Linked DNA regions of Homo sapiens: region 1 is linked to region 2. A link is an interaction called in ENCODE POLR2A ChIA-PET data of the cell type or tissue named here. Cell type or tissue: K562. All regions are shown on one strand. Links, peaks and the distances in the headings refer to the core of each region. The heading gives the core; the rest is flanking DNA. Region 1 has its middle 46 kb from the start of LINC01094. Region 2 overlaps BMP2K (BMP2 inducible kinase).

Region 1 (2,923 bases), core at 174-2,673, 160 kb after region 2:
ATCCTTTAAAAAACCCTAGCCTCTGAATTTTCAGGGAGGTTGATTCGAGTAATAATAAAACTGCTATTTAGCCCACTCTTCATATATTCAACTCTTTCTCTGTTGCAATCTCCCTGTCTTGATAAATCGTCTCTATCTGAGCAGCAGGCAAAATAAGCCCCTGGGGTGGTTACATTCACTAGAACTTAAATTTTGTGAGACCAGGAATTTTCATCTGTTTTGGTCCCTGCTATATCCCATATGTATGGAACAGTGTCTGGCACATGGTAGGTTCTCCATATATATTTTTGAATGAATGAATGACTAGACAGGATCTATGGCATGATGGTTAAGATACAGTCTCTGGTGTTACGCTAACTGCGATCAAATCCAAACTCTGTTCCTAGTAGTGTTAGCCTGTGTGGATACTTAACTTCCCTGTACTCATGTACTAGTTTTCTCATAGTTAAAGTGGCATTGATAATAACAGATCTTATTTCATAAGGATGTCATTAGCATGTGCTTAGAAACATGCCTATTATGTTGACTATTGTTTCATCTATCTATTGCTGTATAACAAACTATTCCAAAACATCTTGACTTAAATCAACATCTTATTTACTTGCTCATGATTCTTCCATTTGGGCAGGGCTCAGCAGGGAAAACTTGTCCCTGCTCTCTGTGATGACTGTGCATGCTGAAACATCCATGAGAGCTTCTTGGCTCATGTCTGTCACTTCAGCAAAGGCGGCTCAAATGGTTGGAGACAGGCCGGAAGAGCTTGCCTGGAATGGTACATCTGGCACCTTAGTTCTTTCCGTCAGCTGTGTTCTCAGCACTCCTCCATGTACCCAGCCTTAAGACTGCTTCCTTTCCACGTGTCCTCTCATGTGGTGTCTCCATGCAACCCTGAGCTGGCATGTAAAAAGTCTGGCTACCCTCCTTTAAGGAGTGCAAAAGTGGAAGCTTCTAGGCTTTTGAAAGCTCAGTCCTTTTAAAGGCATAAGGTCTTAAAGCTTAGGCTGCATTCTATTGGCTTTTCAACCTTGACACTATTGACATTTTTGGCAAGGTATTTTTTTGTTGTTGTGGGGGACTGTACTGTGTATTGTAGAATGTTTAGTAGCATCCCTGGCCACTACCCACTAGTACAGTAGGAATGCTAGTAGCATCCTTTCTCCACATTCCCCATTTGGGTCAAATAAAAGTGTTTCTAAACACTGCCAAATATCCCCTGGAGAACAAAATCTCTGTGAGAACCACTGGGTTAAAGTAAGTCACAGGTTCAGACCAGATTCCAGGGAGAGGATTGTCAAGGATATGAATACCAGAAAAAATGGTTCATTGAGGGCTGTCAGTGTAACAGAGTATTATTGTCTCTGAATCTTGCATCTCCAAGGAATTCATGTTCCTGAATTCTGCTCATATGTTGAGCCGTCTTTCCTTCTTCCTAATGGGCTTCTCATCCTAGTTGCTTATCTGAGTGTCCCTGCTTGTCACTAGCAGTGCTCTGCAGTTTCCAGCAGTTTGCATATCTGTGTGCTGCTCTTGGCTTCCTCTCTTGCACGACTCTAGAGATAGTCTGACATCAGACTTGCCTCTAGGGTGATTCTTTCCTCTCCCTCCCATCCCCTGTGGTTCAGTGAGTTATCTCTAGTGCTCATGTCGTAGCACATGACCAGGTTCTGGGGACAGATAAGGCTAATCTTGCAGCCTCCTAATATGTCATACTCTGTCATATCCACACGTATACTCAATTGCTCTCTCCCTAAGAGGTACTTGCTTTGCCACCCCTCCCTTCCCACTCCCAATTAACTCTTTTATTTTCTTCAAGATTCAGTTCCAGGCCTGCTTCTTCTAGGAAACCTTCCTGGAAAGCCCATTCTCTAGTCCTATTTAGCAGTTTATTGAGGGCAGAGGACATTTCATATTCATCTTCAAGTTTCCAATACAGTGTCTCTTGCATGGAAGGTATTTCTTAGATCAATACAAGAATGATTTAAAATGCAAAACAAAAAGTTTAAAATTTGAGGAGAGACTGAGAATGTGTAGAAGTGAGTCATATCATTCTCTTGGGGAGAGACTTCTGGGCAGGAGGAACAGCCAGTGCTTGGTCCCTGAGTGTGGAGTTCGCTGAGCGGGGAGTGGCTGTGATGTTTAAGAAAGACCAAAGGGACCAGCTTGGCTGGGGGAGTGAAGGAGGAGAGAGGAAGCCAGAGATGGGATCAGACAGGTAACAGAACAAAGCATCTGGCTGTGTAGGTCAAGGTAAGGGCTCTGGATTTGACTCTGAATGAGATGAGAAGCCTGGTGGAAGTTTTGTGCAGAACAGTGGCTTACACTGAACTGTATTCTTGGAGGATTGTTGTGGTTTCTGTGTTGGAAATAGAATATGACAGGGCCAGGGAGGAAGCAGCAAGACCAGTCAGAAAGCTATAGCAGTAATCTGGTGAGAGATGATAATTGCCTTTCCTGGTGGATTTGATGTGGAATATCGGAACAAGAAAGGTATCAGGGATGACCCCATGGCTTCAGCTCCGAGCAGGAAGAAGGGTGAAACATTTTCTGACAGAAAAGTCTACTTAGGGGAGGAAATGAAAAGTTTAGTATTTACATGTTAAGTGTGAGATGCTTACTGTACATTCCGTTTGTTGCACAGTAGACAGTTGGCAATAAAAGTGTGAAGTGCAGAGAGGCATATAAATTAAAGATACATAAATATGGATGTTCTTAGTTCTATTACTTAAGCTAAGATTGACTTCTGTGATTCAAACAATAACAACAAAATACAATGGTTTATTACAATAGGAGTTTATTTCTCATAATTCCATAGCCTAGGAAAATTCCAGATCATTGGCAAATTGTGACAAGACCTATTTCTGTGGAGAGTTGGGAATAAAAACCTGATTGAAGTCGTTCAACAAAGAATGAGAAAAGGGGAATT
Region 2 (2,923 bases), core at 138-2,637:
GCCAGGCATGGTGGCATAGGCCTGTAGTCCCAGCTACTCAGGAGGCTGTGGCAGGAGAATCTCTTGAAACTGGGAGGCAGAGGTTGTAGTGAGCCAAGATCACACCATTGCTCTCCAACCTGGACAACAGAGTGAGACATGGTCTTAAAAAATAAATAAATAATAATAATAATAATAAATTTAGCCCCAATAGATGAGCTCTTAAGAGCAAAGATAAAGAAACCATAAAGCAATAAGTGAGAAGACCCTAAAGTTTAAAAAAAAAAAAAAAAAAGCTTTTACCTGGTGTTCATCATTACCTTACTGCACAAAATAAGGAGGTAAGAAAAATAATCTTAGTAGTTATATTTAACAGTATATTCTGGAATATATGATAATTTATGGTAAGCCTTTGGTAGATCCACCATTAACCCATAAAACCAAATTCCACTTCAAAGCATCCAAAGACATTTCTGCAGGGAAAGTATGCTCTAGTAAGTGTCTGACAGCATGTCCTGCCCCTATCCAGAAAATCAGAAATTAAGTTAGATGAAGAATTGTAATATTGATATCAAGAGTAGTTGTAGTACTAGTTTTTATAGTAATAATGACTATAGTATTAAAGGCTATCTCTTACTAAAAAGCACTTTTCAGCTTTCATTTAATTCTCACAATAACCGTAAGAGGTGGGTACTTTTTAAATGCCCCTTTTAGAAATGGGAAGACTGAGATAAATGGAGGTGCTCAATGTTCCATACCAAACAGGGACAGAGCAGATGCAATCCAAGGCTGTTTGGCTCTAGAAGTCTTGCTCTTAATCTCTGCAATGTACTTCTTTAATCACCTTACAACACAGGAGCCAAAAGACAACTGAGGCAGCCAGCTTTCAGTACATTCTTCATAACTATTCAGTAATCCCGTTAGTTATGTTTCTCATTCTCCTCTAAATGGTTCTCTAAGTTCTTTTCAACTCCTGGATCTGGAAAGTACTTCTTTCCTCATCCCCCATGTCGGCCCCATTACTTGTCTATTGGGAGAGTTAACAAAAGCTAAGAAAAGTTCTAAATATTTGACTCCACTACTTTTAAGAAGAAAAGTCTCCAGGAAAGAAAGAAGAAATTAATAGGTTTATGAAGAGTAAATAATGGTAACTACCCTTGACCTAAATTAGTAATAAGAAAAGTATATTCAAATTCTTAGGTAACCACAAACCATACAGTTTTAACAAAGATTTGTCATGGCTATTTCATTTTCAAAATTTCTGTGTGTTATAAAATGGATGCAAATGGAACTAATACGAAAACGATGTGTATCTTCTTATGCTTTATTTTATGTTAATATATGGAAACAACTACATTGCATGAATACACAATTGACAAAAGCTTCACATTCAAAAACTATGAGCCAAGCTAGGAATTCCTGATTTTTCTGAATGTAGGATTTATTTAAAAGTAATATAAATCACTAATTACATATTATAAACACAGAGACACTGAAATAAAATGGCAAAAGACACAAAAGGCCACATTTGAAAAATATAAAGAATAAAATGGCAGGCCAAACATGGTGGTTCATGTCTGTAATCCCAACACTTTGGGAGACTGTGGTGGCAGGACTGCTCGAGGCCAGGAGTTTGAGACCAGCCTGGGCATACAGCAAAACCCAATCTCTACAAAAATTTAAAAATTAAACCAGCATGGTGGCACATGCCCATAGTTCCAGCTACTCAGGAGGCTGAGGTGGGAGGATCACTTGAGGCCAGGAGTTTGTATAGTAAGCTATGATCACAACACTGTACTCCAGCAGGTCCTGGGCCACAGAATGAGACCTTGTCTCTTGAAGAAGACAAAGAAAAAGAAAAAAATTGCAAAGAATCTAAATGTTTTCTAAAACACATTACATTATAGGTAAGTAAGTTATGGTTTTAAAATCTGTACTTTATTAAGCTTTTACTACTCAATACAATACTTTAAAAGTCCATAAAGCCCTCTGACAGGAGGTAAAATACTAGGAATATTGTAATTTCAGATTGACTTGAATGCTTTTATGTTTTTTCAACCTTTTGTTATTTTTGCCTAGCTCTCAGAAATAAGTTCAAAGACATAATACATGATTAAATTTATACTAGCAATGATAAAAACTAAAATTAGCACATTTACTGACAGTAAGGGAAGCATATAATACACTGTAATGCATCAATTAACTAGAGCCTAATTAGATCTAAAATTATCAGTAGTATTTTTTTCCATCTCACATTACAAACACACATAACCCCACCCCACTCCCACATTACATACACACAGAGAAAAAAAGAAAAACCTAATCACAAGAAAATAAGATCCTACTACTGTAAGCAAATTAAATCACAAGTCAGACTAGATTTCTTCTATGCTCCCTTTTTTCTTTTGGTCATTTTTGACCTTTTTTGGAATTTTTACCCTTTTCTTTATGATTTACACGAGCTTCATAAATTATAAAACTTAGACATTTGTCAAATGAGTAATAAATATTTCTAATTTATGAGTTTGGGTTCATGAGTCTGGGGGAACTTTTAATGGTTTAAAGTTATATGGCAATGGATTAATCTTTTTTTAATAATAGTTCCTGGGATTAAATGTCTAGCTTATAAATTCCACATTCTACTCTTATAAATAATTTCACACTTATTTTCTTCAAGTACATTTATTTTTATATTTAAATCTTTGATTTATCTGCAATTTTAGCATAAAGAATGAAATAGAGATCCAGCCTTATTTTTTGCCCACAAACGGCTGAGAAAGTTGAACTGCCATCTTCATCATACAAACCTCAAAATATTTCTATTTCTCTCTTTTCTATTCCAGTGAGCTGGAGGCTACAACAAGGGGTACTTGAATGCAGAAAACAAAGCAGAAATGCTAGACACAACACACTTAATGCTAGACACACTCCGTGTTAAAAGGAG

What was found. Peaks named below come from ENCODE experiments on the same cell type or tissue, not always from the same donor. Only the 100,000 strongest peaks of a DNase experiment are listed, where the experiment ranks them.
Region 1: POLR2A ChIA-PET joins it to region 2 with 5 read pairs; 2 of 35 experiments call an interaction of 5 or more read pairs at or near these places.

What each region holds. Positions count from the first base shown.
Region 1 is chr4:78,690,840-78,693,762 of GRCh38, reverse strand. No RefSeq gene overlaps it. Among named protein-coding and RNA genes, the nearest start is that of LINC01094, 46 kb to the right of the region's middle. RefSeq lists cis regulatory regions at 1,246-1,924, 2,090-2,196. In K562, for the core only: no CTCF peak of the experiment used is centred there; DNase peaks (open chromatin) are centred at 1,562 and 2,152; H3K4me3 peaks cover 593 bases.
Region 2 is chr4:78,851,515-78,854,437 of GRCh38, reverse strand. All of the region lies in intron 7 of BMP2K (BMP2 inducible kinase), which reads right to left. Among named protein-coding and RNA genes, the nearest start is that of BMP2K, 77 kb to the right of the region's middle. In K562, for the core only: no CTCF peak of the experiment used is centred there; no DNase peak of the experiment used is centred there.